Linked DNA regions of Mus musculus: region 2 is linked to region 1. Evidence: chromatin loops called from intact Hi-C (ENCODE). Cell type or tissue: gastrocnemius. All regions are shown on one strand.

Evidence for each region. A loop is a pair of places that touch in the nucleus more often than their neighbours do. Peaks named below come from ENCODE experiments on the same cell type or tissue, not always from the same donor. Only the 100,000 strongest peaks of a DNase experiment are listed, where the experiment ranks them.
Region 2: a loop joins it to region 1, with 8 times the contacts of the local background. A loop is called at or near these places in 33 of 42 quality-filtered maps.

Annotation. Positions count from the first base shown.
Region 1 is chr15:25,801,231-25,809,230 of GRCm38, forward strand. Myo10 (myosin X) reads left to right here. Exons shown (of 41, transcript NM_019472.2): 33 at 1-50; 34 at 2,033-2,156; 35 at 3,069-3,366; 36 at 4,281-4,488; 37 at 5,313-5,449; 38 at 5,827-5,947; 39 at 6,506-6,958. Among named protein-coding and RNA genes, the nearest start is that of Retreg1, 38 kb to the right of the region's middle. In gastrocnemius, CTCF peaks have their summits at 4,176 (motif pointing right) and 4,792 (motif pointing right); DNase peaks (open chromatin) are centred at 3,329, 4,186, 4,485, 5,176 and 1 more place; H3K27ac peaks cover 720 bases.
Region 2 is chr15:25,956,984-25,964,983 of GRCm38, forward strand. Retreg1 (reticulophagy regulator 1) reads left to right here. Exons shown (of 9, transcript NM_001034851.2): 4 at 7,241-7,367. Among named protein-coding and RNA genes, the nearest start is that of Mir7212, 13 kb to the left of the region's middle. In gastrocnemius, a CTCF peak has its summit at 2,556; no DNase peak of the experiment used is centred here; H3K4me3 peaks cover 893 bases; H3K27ac peaks cover 7,391 bases.

The sequences.
Region 1 (8,000 bases):
CCAAGGCTCCAATCGACACGCCCACCCAGCAGCTGATCCAAGATATTAAGGTGGGAAGAGAAGCCCAGGAGTTCCTTGTGGTCCCTTCCCTTGCTGTTACAGATGCCAGCCAGTGTTTCTCCTGCCTGGCTTCCACCAATGCCTGGTGATTTTTCAGTTCAGAGTCTAAGTGAGGTGTTTCGTGAAATCTTACATTACAGATGTTCCATCTCCATAGAGGTGTTAGAGTTTGGCACACTATGCATAGACAGAAGATTGTGTGTGAACTGGGTAGGGACTGCTTAAACCATCCCAGAGTCACCTCTGCCCCAGTTGGAGACCTCTCAGAAGTCATGGTGATTCCCTTCTCAATATTCTGTTCTTAGGTCCCAGAAGTAGATTTACAAAGAGCCCAGATTGGGCGCTGGGGATATAGCTCAGTGGTAGAGTGCTTGCTGTTATGGGCAAGGCCCTGGGTATGGTTCAGTCTCCACCACCTGAAAGGAAACAGAGAGCCCAGATTGTGCTAGAACACTTGGGATCCCTGACAGCTACCTCCAGATCGCCAGAAACAACAAATCTCATTGATTTCGTAAAATTTCAGTTCCCTGCTTGTAAGTTTAATTGTTCAGTCAATGTTTGTTGGTTGAAAGCACCGATGATTAGCCGCCAGCTGCCACAAACCTCCCTCATGGTGCTGTGGACCCCGGTGAAGCTGGAGACCCCTGGTGGTCTGATAGAGCCAAGGTTGGAATTTCCTACCCAAACCCAGGGGTTTCCAATGTGGTATGTTTTCTAGAAATTTGAGACCAAGCTACAGCAAATTCTTAATCCCCAGTACACAACCAAGCTTCCTGTGGAACCCAGGGCCCTAGATACAAATAATCTCATTTTTAGCAATAAAGATATTTTTCTAAGCTTCCTTTTGAGAGAGGAGGCAGGTTTTTTTTTCCATGTCAAGCCACACATTTTTATCAAAGCTGTGCCATCTATTTTTATTCTCTAATTGCAAATTCAGACATTCAGAGAATAAATAGTTTTTCCAAATATAAAAGACTGTGTCTTCAGAAATGAGACAAGTTACCCCAATTAACTAGAAGATTTAAACCATCGCTTTTCTGCCAGCCTCCAGCGAGTGTTGTTGGAAAGATTTCCTACTGGAAATGACATTTCCCTGGAAGAATGAATCAGTGCCTGTGCCCAACCCTGCTGTTTGTTTAGTGATGTGGCTGCCTCCGTGGCATCCCAGTAGCATGTGACGAGCGTCAACACAGGATAGGATTCTGTCCAAAGATCTTAAATTCTCGGCAGAGGGGCCTAAGGGGGACGTGTCCCTGTGGGTGTGAGGTGTGTCATTTCCAAGTTCAGAAGAGCCATGAGGCCGAGCATTGAAGAACAGTGCTCGCGCCCGTTGTAGAGAGCCAGTGTTCAGTCCCCAGACCCATGTCAGGGAGTTCCTAGCCACTTCTAGCTCTGGTTCCAAAGAATACTATGCTGCTCTCTCTTCTGGCCTCCACAGACACCACACATATACACAGAACTAAAAAGGAAGTCTTTAAAAGAAGTGTCAAAAAAATTAATAATTAAAGCCAGTCTATGGCGCTGCATGTCTATAATCCCAACAGTTGGCCGACTGAGCAGGACTGTCATGAGTTCTAAGGCTACCCTAGATCTGCCTAAGACTCAAAATATAAAGTCTATCAAAATGTATTTTAAAGTGAACTATACTTGGAGATCCCACGATTGATGGCAAATCATGAAGATTAATTTGTTCAGTAGACGTGTGAGTAGCTACAGGGATGGGGGGTTTTAATAACGTGAGGAGACTTGGAACACTTGAGACAGACACTGAACTGTGTCACATACTTCTGGGGTCCGTGCTTAAATCCAGGTTGGATTGATTCTCTTTGGCTGGAAATGGTCACCGCTGGATTTCCTGGACTTTGTGAAAGATGTTCTGTGTGTGGAGGCATGGTGGGATTCGCTCTCTAAGAGTAGGTGCTCGTCACAGTCCGCCTCCTTGCTTTCTTTCAATGGCTGCTTTGCTTTGTAGGAGAACTGCCTCAACTCTGACGTGGTGGAGCAGATTTACAAGCGGAACCCGATCCTTCGCTACACGCATCACCCGCTGCACTCCCCGCTCCTGCCTCTTCCCTATGGGGACATAAATCTCAACCGTGAGTTCAGAAAGCCCCCAGGATCCTCAGAGCCTCGTAACTTTGTTCTAACGTGGAAGCAGTGCTACCTCAGAGAGTCTCTAAGTCATTCCAGACAGGAAAGAGACGGTAAAACATGCTCAAGTACAGATGTAAGGCAGCGGTTTATCAACCTGAGTCACGACCCTGCTGGGGGTTCGCGTATTGGGTATCGTGCGTATCAGATACTTAACAATTCATAGCGGAAGCAAAGTTACAGTTAGGAAGTAGCCGTGAAGTAATTGTGTGGTTGGGGTCAGCACAGCAGGAGGAAGTGTATTAAAGAAGCAGCATTAGGGCTAGGAAGGTTGAGACATTAGAGAGTGCTTCTCCATGAATTCAGGGCAATCCTTAGAGTGAGTATACAGTGCCTGTTGGACTGTGGTAGGAAGGTGTGCCTATCCAGCCCTTCTGTCTTTAACTGTCAATACACCATCCAGTGAGTTGTCTATATGTTCATTCCTTCATTATGAAGTGGCTTCGTAGCATGGTGTCAGCAGCGGCAGCTTGCGGGAGGTACGCAGCACATCCGAGACGCGTGAGGCAAGGCTACGGTCTGTAGAGGATTCATTGCAGTTTTGCCTGACAGTATTCTCAAGTTCTAATGGATTGACAGGAGATGTAACCTGTCATTTTTAGTCAAGGTACATAGGTCCTAGACAGTATCACGTCTTAAGCAAGAGAGCTGTCCAACTATAGTTCAGGTTTTAATCAAGCAGGTTCTGTACTAAAACCTCAGCTGTCTTAACAGAGCAGTGCAGCTCGCTCGCCTCTGCGCGGACATTCCTTAGAAGTGGCTGCTTGTCCCCACCCCCATCCCTTCCTTTAGTCTCCTGCGCCTGTCATAACTTCTTCCAGCCCCTCCAGTGATTTCGGTTGGCTTTCTTTCCCTAGTGCTGAAAGACAAAGGCTACACGACCCTTCAGGACGAAGCCATCAAGATATTCAATTCTCTCCAACAACTGGAGTCCATGTCCGACCCCATCCCTATCATCCAGGGCATCCTGCAGACCGGGCACGACCTGCGGCCTCTGCGGGATGAACTGTATTGTCAGCTCATCAAACAGACCAACAAGGTGCCCCATCCCGGCAGCGTGGGCAACCTTTACAGCTGGCAGATCCTGACCTGCCTCAGCTGCACCTTCCTGCCGAGCCGCGGGATCCTCAAATACCTCAAGTTCCACCTGAAAAGGTAGAGCACTAGGCCAGGGGGCACTTTTGAAAGAAGCTGGGCAGAGCTTACAGAGGTATAATCCACCATTGCGACATCAAACGCTGCGACAGGGCTCTCCAGCCCGACCCACAGGGCCCCTCAAGCAAGTGTGTATGACTTAGATGTCCTCTTGCCCTTTAAGCCGAATGAAGAATCAAGCCACTAATGTATTCATGCTGGGTACATTTAATTACTCTCTCTATAGAAAACCCCAACTTTGATTGTGTGTGTGTGTGTGTGTGTGTGTGTGTGTGTGTGAACTGACTTAGTTCTTATCAGATTTTATTCTGAGGTTGACAGCGTGAGGTTATGGAATACTTTTAGGTAAAAAAATGGCTACGTAGGTGAATCTCTGAGTAGTCTGTCTAATCTCATTGTTCTGTGTGTGGCAAAGGCAGCTAACAAGTCTCATTTTGCTCAACTGTGGCAAACAACATTTAAAGCTGGACACGGTGTCTTGTTTTGGTAATCTCCTCACTGAGGCAGGAGGAACGAGAGTTCAAGGCCAGCCTAGATAGAGTACATCGTGAACCCCTACATTAACAAAGAAAGGCCAGGTGTAGGCATGGCGTGCACACATTTAATCCCAGCAGGAGGCAGATGCAGGCAGATCTTTTTGAATTCAAGGCCATGGCCCAAGGCATTATAATTTTGGTTATTAGCGGTGCCACATAAAAAAAAAAAAAAACTGGCAGCGGACTACCCGCAACGTAGGTTCTTTACTTTTTCCATGTCTGAACTAAAGCTGGACCTAACCAGAAAGACACTGCCATTCACTCCTGTCACCACAAGGGGGCAGCCTCCCAGCCTCTGCTGCTGAACCCTCCCCACATCCCAGCTCCCTCTGGCCAGCCTGTGTCTATCTCCAGTTCACAGTCACCTTTGTCTCCCAGGATACGGGAACAGTTCCCAGGAACCGAGATGGAGAAGTACGCCCTCTTTATCTACGAATCCCTTAAGAAAACCAAATGCAGAGAGTTTGTGCCTTCCCGAGATGAAATCGAAGCTCTGATCCACCGGCAGGAAATGACGTCCACAGTGTATTGCCATGGCGGAGGCTCCTGCAAGATCACCATCAACTCCCACACCACAGCCGGGGAGGTAGGGAATGCCGACAGTCAATCGCCTTGTGCTTGTTGCACACTGGCCCATACGCCTGTGGTACCTGAATGTGTGTTTATGCTCAGTGTATCCGCTCAACAAGCAAGGAAGTCAGTACAGCCAGCAGCCAAGCGCACGCACACACACACACACACACACACACAGTAGAGGTAAAAGTTGAGTTACGTGCAAATGCAAAGCTCCACCTAAGCCAGTGTCCCTCAGACGTAATCTCCCCCATCTTGAACGTGTCTAGATCTGCAATGGGGAAACCCTGTGAGAAGGGTGTGTCGAGTCTCTTCGGCCACCAGGTGTCTCTCTGTGCCTGCCATGAGAATGTGGAGAATACCACATCAGAAGAGCACATTTTCCCCTGACCTCTTAAATCAAGCCCAACAAAAGCTTGGAATGATGGTGGCGTTGCTAATTAAGCCTTAGGAGCCTTTTGAAGTGACTCATCATTAGAAATCGCCACTGTTTCTCAAGGCTTATCAATATATCGGATAAAAGATGGGACTTAGGGGTTTCATTTATTTTTCCAACTACTGAGGCTTTGCAAAAAAAGAAAACCGTAAGTTAGTGGTCCTCCTCTCCCCTGCCCCTCCCCCCACGCCCCGGGGAGGGGAGGGAAGAAGAAAGTCAAAGCTGAATTTATCAAGACAGTAAGAGCAAGCCAGTACATGCTCAGGCTCCGGGGCAGCAGTCTCAGAGGGCTGTGTGGACCCTGCCACACCAGCCTCTCCCTCCGACAGATGACGTCGTATGCATGTAAAGCGCATGGCGGCAGCAGCGTCTGAGCTGAGAGCCCCTGATGTGTCTTCCAGGTGGTGGAGAAGCTGATCCGAGGGCTCGCCATGGAGGACAGCAGGAACATGTTTGCCTTGTTTGAGTACAACGGACAGGTGGACAAGGCCATCGAAAGCCGGACCATCGTAGCTGACGTCCTGGCAAAGTTTGAAAAGTAAGTTCCTCCCCTTCAAAACGCCTGGAGAACACGTGTGTTTGCGTTAGTTTATATTTTACCCTTGTTAATCTATTTACCTTTTCCTCTCTGCCACCTGTTGGCCCTCTTTGCTTGAAAGCTTTCTCTTTATTATCTACCCTAAAGTGGAACCTGGCTGGAACAATGCACTTTCCCTCTGGTTAAACTACCCAGGAGATCTGACAAGGACTGCCTTGCTATTTTGTTTGTGTGACGACCCCTTGTGTCACCTCTTTGTCCCATCATATGGTAGGACAGCTTCATCTTCAGAGTACGCTGTGTGAAATCAGCCCTCTGTGGGTTACCATGGCCCATTTCTGGTTTTGCTCTGAGACTTTTGTGGCTTCTGCCTGTAGGCTAGCTGCCACGTCAGAAGCCGGGGACGCGCCATGGAAATTCTACTTCAAACTTTATTGCTTCCTGGACACCGACAGCATGCCAAAAGACAGCGTGGAGTTTGCGTTTATGTTTGAACAGGTAAAAGGAACTCCAAGAGACAGATTCTTTTCCTTTGTCAGAGACAAGAGAGAGAAGCCCATTACTGCAGCAAATAAATAAACTGCTAAAGTCTGTAGGATTAGGTGCGGTAGCAGACTTACCAGCAAGGAAAAGCTAACCACTCACTGTGGAATGAGCACTCGGTTTGAACACCACTGCCAAGACACTTGATGTGCCAGAGTCAGGGGATACTCAGGCAGGGCACCTCCACTCTCTCAGAGGAGAAGGGGAGGGGGAGTAGAGGGGGGACTGGGAGGGGGACAGCAATCAGGATGTAAAGTGAATTTAAAAAAAGTATCACTGCCAAGAGACCATAGGAGTAAAAGCCACTCCAGGGTTGGATGACACCCATGAAGGGGAGGAATTTGGCTTGGAAGCGGCAGGCCGTGCTTTGCTAGGAGAAATCCAAGTGGAAACGTGGGGGTAGGTGGGTGCTTTGCGGGGGAGGAATTTAAGCTTAAAAGGGAGGCTGGGATACAGTCTGCATGGCATGAGTAGAGGTTTCCTGACATATTTGCTGTCTGTCACCTCCTTTAGGCCCACGAAGCCGTCATCCATGGCCACCACCCAGCCCCTGAGGAAAGCCTCCAAGTGCTGGCTGCCCTGAGACTGCAGTATCTGCAGGGCGACTATACCCCGCACACCTCCATCCCACCCCTCGAGGAGGTTTACTCTGTGCAGAGACTCAGAGCTCGCATTAGTCAGTCGACCAAAACCTTCACCCCGTACGAGCGCCTCGAGAAGAGACGGACCAGCTTCCTGGAGGGCACGCTGCGGCGGAGCTTCCGGACCGGGTCGGTGGTTCGGCAGAAGGCGGAGGAGGAGCAGATGCTGGACATGTGGATCAAGGAGGAAGTCTGCTCGGCTCGCACCAGCATCATTGACAAGTGGAAGAAACTGCAGGGGATGAACCAGGAACAAGCCATGGCCAAGTATATGGCCCTGATCAAGGAGTGGCCTGGTTATGGATCAACACTCTTTGATGTGGAGGTGAGAACCGGTTGAACAGGCAGGTGCTGTACAGTCCGGACCAAACTGTCTCAGAACCTGAACCTCCCTGGGGTCACACAAAGGGACAGAGGGACCACTTGGCTCTGTGCCTTCTGAGTCTCACCACGAGCATCCTCGTGTCCCACACGGGTTTTGTTTTGTTTTTTTGTTGTGTTTTCTTCGGTAGTTTTTGTTTTTACCTGTGTGTGTGTGACATCTGGAAGAGGGCAAAGGTCACTGAACTGAAGTGGTCAGGATTGGAGACAAGCACCTTAACCCACTGAACCATATTGCGGCCCTCCTCAAAGGTTTATTTTCTGTTCCTTTGTAGCAAATATTTCTATAATGGAGTCGCCAGTAGGATGACCTCCATGTGTGTGGCTGGTTGGCTGGTTGGCTTGATTTCTGTTGCTCTTGATCTAGATTAACATTGGGTTCAGCTGGCTTCAGACCTACTCTGTATTTGAAGGTGGTCTGAACCCCTTTCGTCCACTTCCCAAATGCTGTCCCGGAACTCAGAGTCACCTGCCCCTGCTGGGATTAGAGGTGTGTGCCAACACCGCCAGGCAGTGCAGTGCAACTCTGCAAAAGAGGGATTGACTTTTCCTGATGTGCATTCTGGGTATTCAACCCAGGCTCTGGTGCAAAGAGGCAAGAACTTTAGCCCTGAGCTACGCCCCGCGTCTCCATCTAAATATTTTCTTCCTCAAGTCAGCACTTATAACGTTTCAGACTTCAGAACATTGCGGATTGTAGCTGGCAGCGCAGAAGTGCTGAGCTAGCATGTCCTTCTCCATTCCTCGTGATGACCTACTATGAAGGAACGGCACCTTGGAGAGTGGAATCCTGGTTTCATTGCTGCTGTTTAGCCACTGCCCCAGGCCAGCATGAATGTCCTTATGTCTTTATTTAAGACCGCTGACTGGAAGGAAGTTTTCCTGGTCGTATAGAACAGAGCAATACTCGTCAGACAGGCCTGCGTGTCAAGTCAGGCCATCTTCCTTGTGTGTTTTCTTTGCAGATGTGGAGGGTTTAGTCAGTG
Region 2 (8,000 bases), 160 kb after region 1:
TCACTCGCTGAGAATGAAAGGTCTCTAGGCCAAAACGTATTTATAGGTGTGAGGGCTGCACCAGCTGTTTGTCACAGTTGCTAGGTGACAAGTTATTACAAATCTTTTTTTAAAAGCTTGTTACATTGGACGATGACATGGCTAACTTTCTGAAAAATACTGTTTAGCTTCGATTTATGTATACTTCCTATCTCTAATAAAATCACACTGTGAAACAGTCTCCCATAGTGCTCTGCCAGGAATCTTCTAAGTATGTTTGAATGTGATTATTGGATCACGAATTCACACATGACTATGGAAAATCTACAAAGTTACCAGAGAAGTGTGTGTGAGGCAAGCACTGGAACAAGCGAGCTCTGTCCCCAGGCCTTTCTGCTTGTCTCAGAGAGCTCAGAAGAGAGTCCACAACATTTTTAATGTGATTTAAAATCCAATGGGGAGTGAGCATTACAAGGATCATAAACCATCACAGTGGAATTTCTGCATGAAGACAATAGAAAAAGCATGGCTTCCAGTAACAGATCTCCTGAGCCCCATTTTCTCTGGGGGTAAAATGGAGACTGGCACACCAGTCCTGACTCGCAGGGTGCTGTGGTGACTTGTTGAGAGAACAAGGATCACGTAGTGATGATCTGAGACAGTGCTTGCCGATGAAGCCCTTAGCAGACCGCAGTCAGGGCCGTCCGTCATTATACAGAAGGATATAATTTAGTCTGAGCAGCTGGCCCCAGACTGTAGGATGGCTACTGGGAACTGCATAGAAACTGCTACTGTGCTTGAAAGAGAGAAGAGGCCCAAGTTTGGCCTAGAACCAGGGCTGCTCTTTACCTGTCTCTATTTTGACTCATTTCGTCGTAGTTAGGGATGGATGCCCTCTGCCATTCGTCTCTGAAGTGATCTGTATGTTCCAGTGTGGACCGTGTACTTCCTGTGCCGGTCACTCCTGTTCCATGTGACCTTGAGCCACACAGATAAAGAATCTAGACTTCAACTTCCTCGGCAGTAACCTGGAATATAATAAATCAGACATGATCACTAAAATGAGGTTATTGAGTTTCTAAGTGTCGGAAGAGTCCCTGTCCCCTGGAAGGTGTTGTCTGCTCATGACACTCTGGACTTGAAATGGGTTTCTCTGTTTATCTGAATCATTATTCAATCTCCCTGGCTCTTTTCAACTTAAAAAAAAAGTTACCTAAATAAAAAGTCTTGCTAATCTGTGTAATCTTATTCTACAATTATTTTTAATAATTGTCTGCCTCATAATTTAAAATGTATAGTTTTCAGTTATTTTAGCTTAAAATGTGTTAGTTCTTTATTTTGTTACAAATGGCAGAAATAAAACTGAAAAACAGCTTTATGAAAAGGAAATTGGCCTTAGTCTGTAGATGGCCTTGCTGTGTACATTGCTTCTTGGTTTTAGCAGTACTAAGAATTCAAACTGGACCTTCAAGATTCATTTATATTCTAGTCCCTCCCCCAACACACATAACATACAGCACACACACACACACACACACACACACACACACACACACTTGGTTTTTCCTGTCCCTCTCTTTCCCATCTCTTTGGTAATTATCTCCTTTAACAAGTTAAAAATATGTGAAAATATTAAAAATGTTTTGTTTTGAAAAATAGTCTTCACTTTTAAATAGACTTTGCACTTTGGGACAGTCTATAGCCACACAGCAACAAGTTTATCCTACCCTGTCCACAGCAATGAAAACATTTTGTATTTAACAAGTTTGTCTCTCTTATCCAACCCCCTTAGTTTACAAATTAATTTTTCTCTAGTAGCTTGAGATTAAAAGCTATTTCTAACATGTCACTTTCATGTGTGAAGTCTCTCTCCCTCTCTCTCTCTGTCTCTCTGTCTCTCTGTGTGTGTGTGTGTGTGTATACATGTGCCATGTGGGCATGGGTGTGTTCTCAGGCACTACGTGGTCATGTGTCATCTCGCTGGTTGAGGGCTATGCCTCCTCACTTGAAGTCTCTGGAGTTAGGAACAGTAACAGTAAGCACACTTGCTGTAGACTCAGTGGACTATGAGAAGCGAAGTGCCCACAAGAGATCTTACTTTTTGAAAATGACACTAAGACTCACTTGTTTCGGTATTCGTGTTGTTGGTCAAACCCTAGCTAGCACATCTCCCCGCTTTCAGATAGACAGTTTATTTTTTTTTTCCATTTTTATTAGGTATTTAGCTCATTTACATTTCCAATGCTATACCAAAAGTCCCCCATATCCACCCACCCCCACTCCCCTGCCCACCCACTCCCCCTTTTTGGCCCTGGCGTTCCCCTGTACTGGGGCATATAAAGTTTGCCTGTCCAATGGGTCTCTCTTTCCAGAGATGGCCGACTAGGCCATCTTTTGATATATATGCAGCTAGAGTCAAGAGCTCCGGGGTACTGGTTAGTTCATAATGTTGTTCCACCTATAGGGTTGCAGATCCCTTTAGCTCCTTGGCTACTTTCTCTAGCTCCGACAGTTTATTTTTAAAGAGCGTTGACTCTCATGTTTCCTGATCTTAGAGAACCCCCTAATGGAGAATACTGTGTCCTACACTGTGAAGCCACAGACAGCGCACGAGAATTCCATCAGGTTAAATGTTAGACTGCAGCCAGCACTTTTTACTGGGCATGATAGCACATGCTATAATTCCAGCACTCTGCAAGTAGAAGTCTGAGAATCAAGAGTAGTAGGCTAGCCTTAGCTACATAGCAAGTTCAAGGCCATCTTGGACTACATGGCATCTTGATTCAGAAACCAAACAAACAAACAAACAAACAAACCAGCAACAAACAAACACACCCCCTCAAACCTTGCTTTGGATAACTTTATATTTTTAAAGATTATATGTTTTGTGTGAGTCTGTGTACATGACTGTAGTTATCCAAAGAGGCTAGAGGTGTTGGATCCCCTCTGGCTCTGGAATTTCAGGCCTGTGTGAGCTGCATGAGGGGGCCATTCTTGAAGCTAAGCTTTGGTCTAGGGAAGCGCAGTGCATGCTTTTAACTGGCGAGCTATCTCTCCAGCCCTGATAACTATCATCTTAAAGGAAAAGAAGTACAAAATAACGCAAAGACACGCACAAAAGTTTTCGTTTTTTAAAAAATTCGATTCAGACCTATTTGACTTTTTGAAATCTACTGAACAACTGAATCTGGGAGGCCCTTTGGGAGCCTGGTTGTAAAAGTTGCCCTCAGGACCAGGGCAGAGCTTAGTTCAGAGATGATTCATTTTCTTGGCTGTTGAGCCAAGACCCCACTGGGTGCTCTATCAATGACTGTGGATATTGAGGTTTTTCTAGTTGAGTTGAGGACATGGAGGCTTCTTCGCACAGACACTGCTCTTTCTATGCGTTCATTACAGCCCTTTCCTGCTGTCTGAGTTTCTCATGCAGGCACACCTATCAATCCTCTGCTGAAAATGTCAGGGGATTCCCCTGCGGACCTACTAAGTGCACTCTCTCTATTCATCTACTCTCGGGCCTGGGACTCCTCACTCTTGGGTCAGCTCAGGGAGATGACAGATCCCACCTGGGTGGCTCCTCTCTGCTCTGGCTTCTGGAAATTGTAAAGGCAGTGAGCTAGGCAATTGTAAGAGTCTTGGTGCGTTCTCTCTCTCTCTCTCTCTGTCTCTCTCTCTCTTGCCTAATGAGTAAATCTAGCCCCTGACATACCATCTTGCCCTGGCAAATATCTCTGTCTATTTTTTAAAATAGTACTTCCACATATTTTGCTTACAGTGACTCTTAGGGTAAGAAACACATGGTGCAGAGTGCCTGGATCACTTATTCTTGCAAGTTTCTGAGCTTCCCCTAAACTGTTCCACCAGGATCTTCTCAAGTGAGGTCCAGGCCCATTTCAGTAGCCTGGGAGCCAGACACCACCAATGAAAAACTCCAAAGGGTGGACTTCCGTACAGCATGCACATGACTAGTTACAGTTTACCAGGACAGGGAGACAGAAAAGCAAGGATATTGGCCTAAAATTCAATTCAAAGCTCCTTCCTGTTGATAAAGGGGCTGCTTGTCCCAGGAGCCATCATATTATGTTTACAGTCCATAAATTCTTCAGCTGTTGACAAAGGAGTTTGGGGCTAAAGGTTGATCAATACCTTGCTAAAAAGACTAAAGAAAACTTAAGTAAATGGCATTGAGATTGATCTAGCTGTCTGTCTGTCTATCTATCTATCTATCTATCTATCTATCTATCTATCCTGAGAGAGAGGAAGATTTGCAGATTCTGGAGCCAAGCCTCTCTGAAAGCTAGACTGGCTACAAGGGGACTGGGACCTGTGCAGTGACATAAACTCCTAGGACTAAAGGCATGAGGGCCCCAAGAAACTGAAGCTGGTAGGATCCAATGGTGATGCTTCGGTGGACCTTCTCTAGTGGCCACAGTGTACCACTGGCTCACTGTTAAGAAACACCAAGTTGGGAGGGAGTCATGACACTACTTTGTTTTGAACCTGGAGTTTGCATGTCCTGTCTGAAAGCAAGGAAGAAATATTAACAATTACACTGGTGGTAACTAAATTTTCTCCCTTAGAGGAACTTTCATCATAGATGGTGTGTGGTGTTTGGTTAAGAACTTGGTAAAATCTAGAACTGTTTTGAAGGCTAAAGTGTATTTCACTTCCCTGTATGATGGTGGGGCCTTGCTGTGCGTATCAGCTACTGCAAGGATGATAAGACAGCCAGAGGGAAAAGACATCTCCCAGACTTTGTCCAGGATTCACAGAGATTACTACTCTGCTATTATGTTTCCCAGGCTTTCTAGGGAAACCTAGAGTTTTGTGATGGAGCAACAAGTGGCGTGCAGACGTCACTTGTCCTAACCCCCAGAACTACGCATGGGTCTTAGTTTCCGCTGAGTATTTGGATTCTGCACATGACATGCTCTGCTTTCCTGGAAAGGCTTGGGCTTGAATGAACCCACACTGGTGTTGGTCAATCGCAGTTCTTTTTTTCTTCATTCTAGGAAGAAGAGAAACAAGGAATGTTCCCTATTCTCAATAATAACGTGTTTTCTTTTTAAAGGGTAGCAGTGAATTTATTTGTTGTTTGAAGGTTACATTGTTTAAGTTCAATGGAATTGGAAGGCATGAATCTTGTTCTTAGGTCTTGACTCTGTCCCTAAGTAGGTGAGACAACTTGGGTGTGTTTAAATGTTCTCCATCTACAACATGAAGGAATGGGAAAAACTGACATTAGGTCTGACCTCACTCCAAATTGTAGAATTCTGTTACCCATAAAAATATGGTGACATAAATTAATGGTTGACTCACTTGAAGACTATAGAGATGCATATTCCTATAACAATCACTGTTTCATTTGTTTCTAAAAATTTTATCTTTATGTGTATGGGTGTTTTGCCTGTATGTATATCTGTGGACTGCACACATGCATACATGTGGAGGTTAAAAGAAGTCGTTGGTCCCTGGAACTGGAACTAAAGATAGTTATGAGCTGCTGTGCTGGGAACCAAACCTGAGTCCTCTGAAAGAGGGACACGTGCTTCTCACTGCTAAGCCATCTCTCCAGCTCCTCACTATAGCATTTTCAACAATTATATTGCAGTGATCAATTCTTTTGAGTCCATGGTCCATAAATGTGAAGGGATACCCTTTCTTAATCTCCAAATTCATATTTTATATTCAAGTCCTATCTCTATTTGGCACAATCGGAAAACATTTGTTCTTGTCTTCAACATTCATTACATTTTCCAAAATCATTTGTTTAGACACTAATTTCAATCTGCATACACTGTATTTCTGTTCAGAATTATAACAATTCAGTTGTCAGTGAGAATTATTTGCTTTGCCAATATCAAAGCTGCAAATAATGGGATGTGTCGTTTTAAAAACATTACCTGAGATATTTCTCAAGGTGGAGAAACATCAGGGAAAATCAGTTACAAATTGAGTATTTTCTTCCCAGCAAATGATACAATCTGTAGACATTTATAGGAAAACAGTAGCATTGGTATTCAAGCTGTAGAAGTAATTAATGTATTCATCACAATGAAAGGCACCAAGGGGAAAATTGATCGTATTTTATTGAAAATGTGAATACATTAGCAGATAATGTTCACTTGACATCCATCAAAAAGTCCTTAACATGAACTTGTAGGGAGAATTGATTATTATACTAACATTAACATTTCCAATGTTAGGGCATTACTTACTAAATAAAATATATGATGTCATCCTTGAGACAGAAATCCTAAAAGTAGCCTTCAGAGCAAAGTTCTAGCATCTAAACAAAGTAGCGTGTGTGTGTGTGTGTGTGTGTGTGTGTGTGTGTGTGTGTGTGTGTTACTGGGGAAAGATACTTCAGAAGCACAGGGAGTACTGGGCTGGTGAGGTGTCTCAGCAAATAAAGACATTTGATGCAGAACCCTTGGCAACCTGAGGCTAATCCTCAGAATGCACTAAACGGTGGAAGAGAGAACACACTTTGCAGAGTTAACCTCTGACTTCTGGTCATACTCCGTGGCATGTTTACATGTGTGACACAGCATGTATCCACATGCATACTAATTTTGTTTTCAAAATTAAAAAGGGGTATAGTAAGACACCATTGAATTAACATTTTTCTAGAGTTGGCCAGCTACTGCATATATTGAGACCATACTGTTGGTGTTATTAATCATTCTATGTCTAATATCCCTGGTTCTTTCAATGTGCTGTGACTTCTTATTCTTAGGGTTTAAGTTTTCAACAAGTGCTGCAAGGCCCAACATGAGCTATTCCTGGTTCCTGTCAGCTTCACTTGTCGTTCTCCTCCTGATTCATGTTTCTGGCACCACACTGCAAGGCTGGACAGGGTAGAGCCTATTCTAGGCCTCTCTATATTCCCCTGTTCTAGGGCTTCTCTATATCCTGTGATGCTCTATAGTCAGCCCTTGGGGTAAAGTACTAATTCATCCCAGATCTGAGCTAAAACAATGAGTTCTTCAGGAACTATGTCCCAGAGCTCCAGCCCTGGCCTCCCTAATGTTTCCCATGTTGGAGTCACATAACTACTTCTGTAACTAGTTGCTTCTGTCAGCATCTAAGCGTTTTGAGTTGGGTATCTGGCTGGTTAGCTCTCTGAACTCAGAGCATAATAAGGCCCACAGTAATCTTCAAGGAATATGTGCTGAAGCTATGACTGTTTGGTGGTTGGACACTGTTGTTGGTGTTATTGTTATTGTCGCTGATGTTCAATTACATTTTTTTCTCTCTTTAGCTGGGAAGTCATCAATTCCAAGCCAGATGAAAGAGCCAGACTGAGCCAGTGCATTGCAGAATCATGGATGAATTTCAGCATGTTTCTTCAAGAAATGTCTCTTTTTAAACAGCAGAGTCCTGGCAAGGCAAGTTTTTAAATACTCAATGTAACTTGGGAACAAATGAGGTGACCTGTTTTAGCTGGGAAAGACTCTCTAGATTGAACATACTAGACGTGGCTCAGACATGGTCACATGTGAAACTCTTAAGTATTTGTATATTATAGAGATTTACTTAGCCCACTACTTAGAAGGAATTGAGATGGGGTTTTGCCGTATTGAAAACCAACAGGAAATGAAAAGGGGTGTTGTTATTAAGAACTTAGTTTATCATCTGTGACCTGGTTCTGAAATGAAAGGCAGTCGAGGTAAACCGTCCTTATAGGGGTTAGGGGCAACTGAGTCTCACTTGTAGTCTAAAAATGTAGTTGAGATTCTGTTTTGGTTTATTGTAAGGACACTTGCTGAGTGTGGCACTCACAGTGATCCCAACACTTGGGTAGGTAGGAGGATCATGAATTCTCATGAGCTTTGGCTACACAGCAAGCCCCCCCATCCTGGAATAACAACACAGAAACCAAACGAGCTTTGACAAGAACATTCACTGTGGTCAGGCAACTGGAATAAGTGTGATTTTTTTTTTGTTTATTTGGTTTATTTTATTTTATTTTGTTTTGTGATTAAGACAAAATCCCACTCAGGGAAGATTCTCAAGCGATA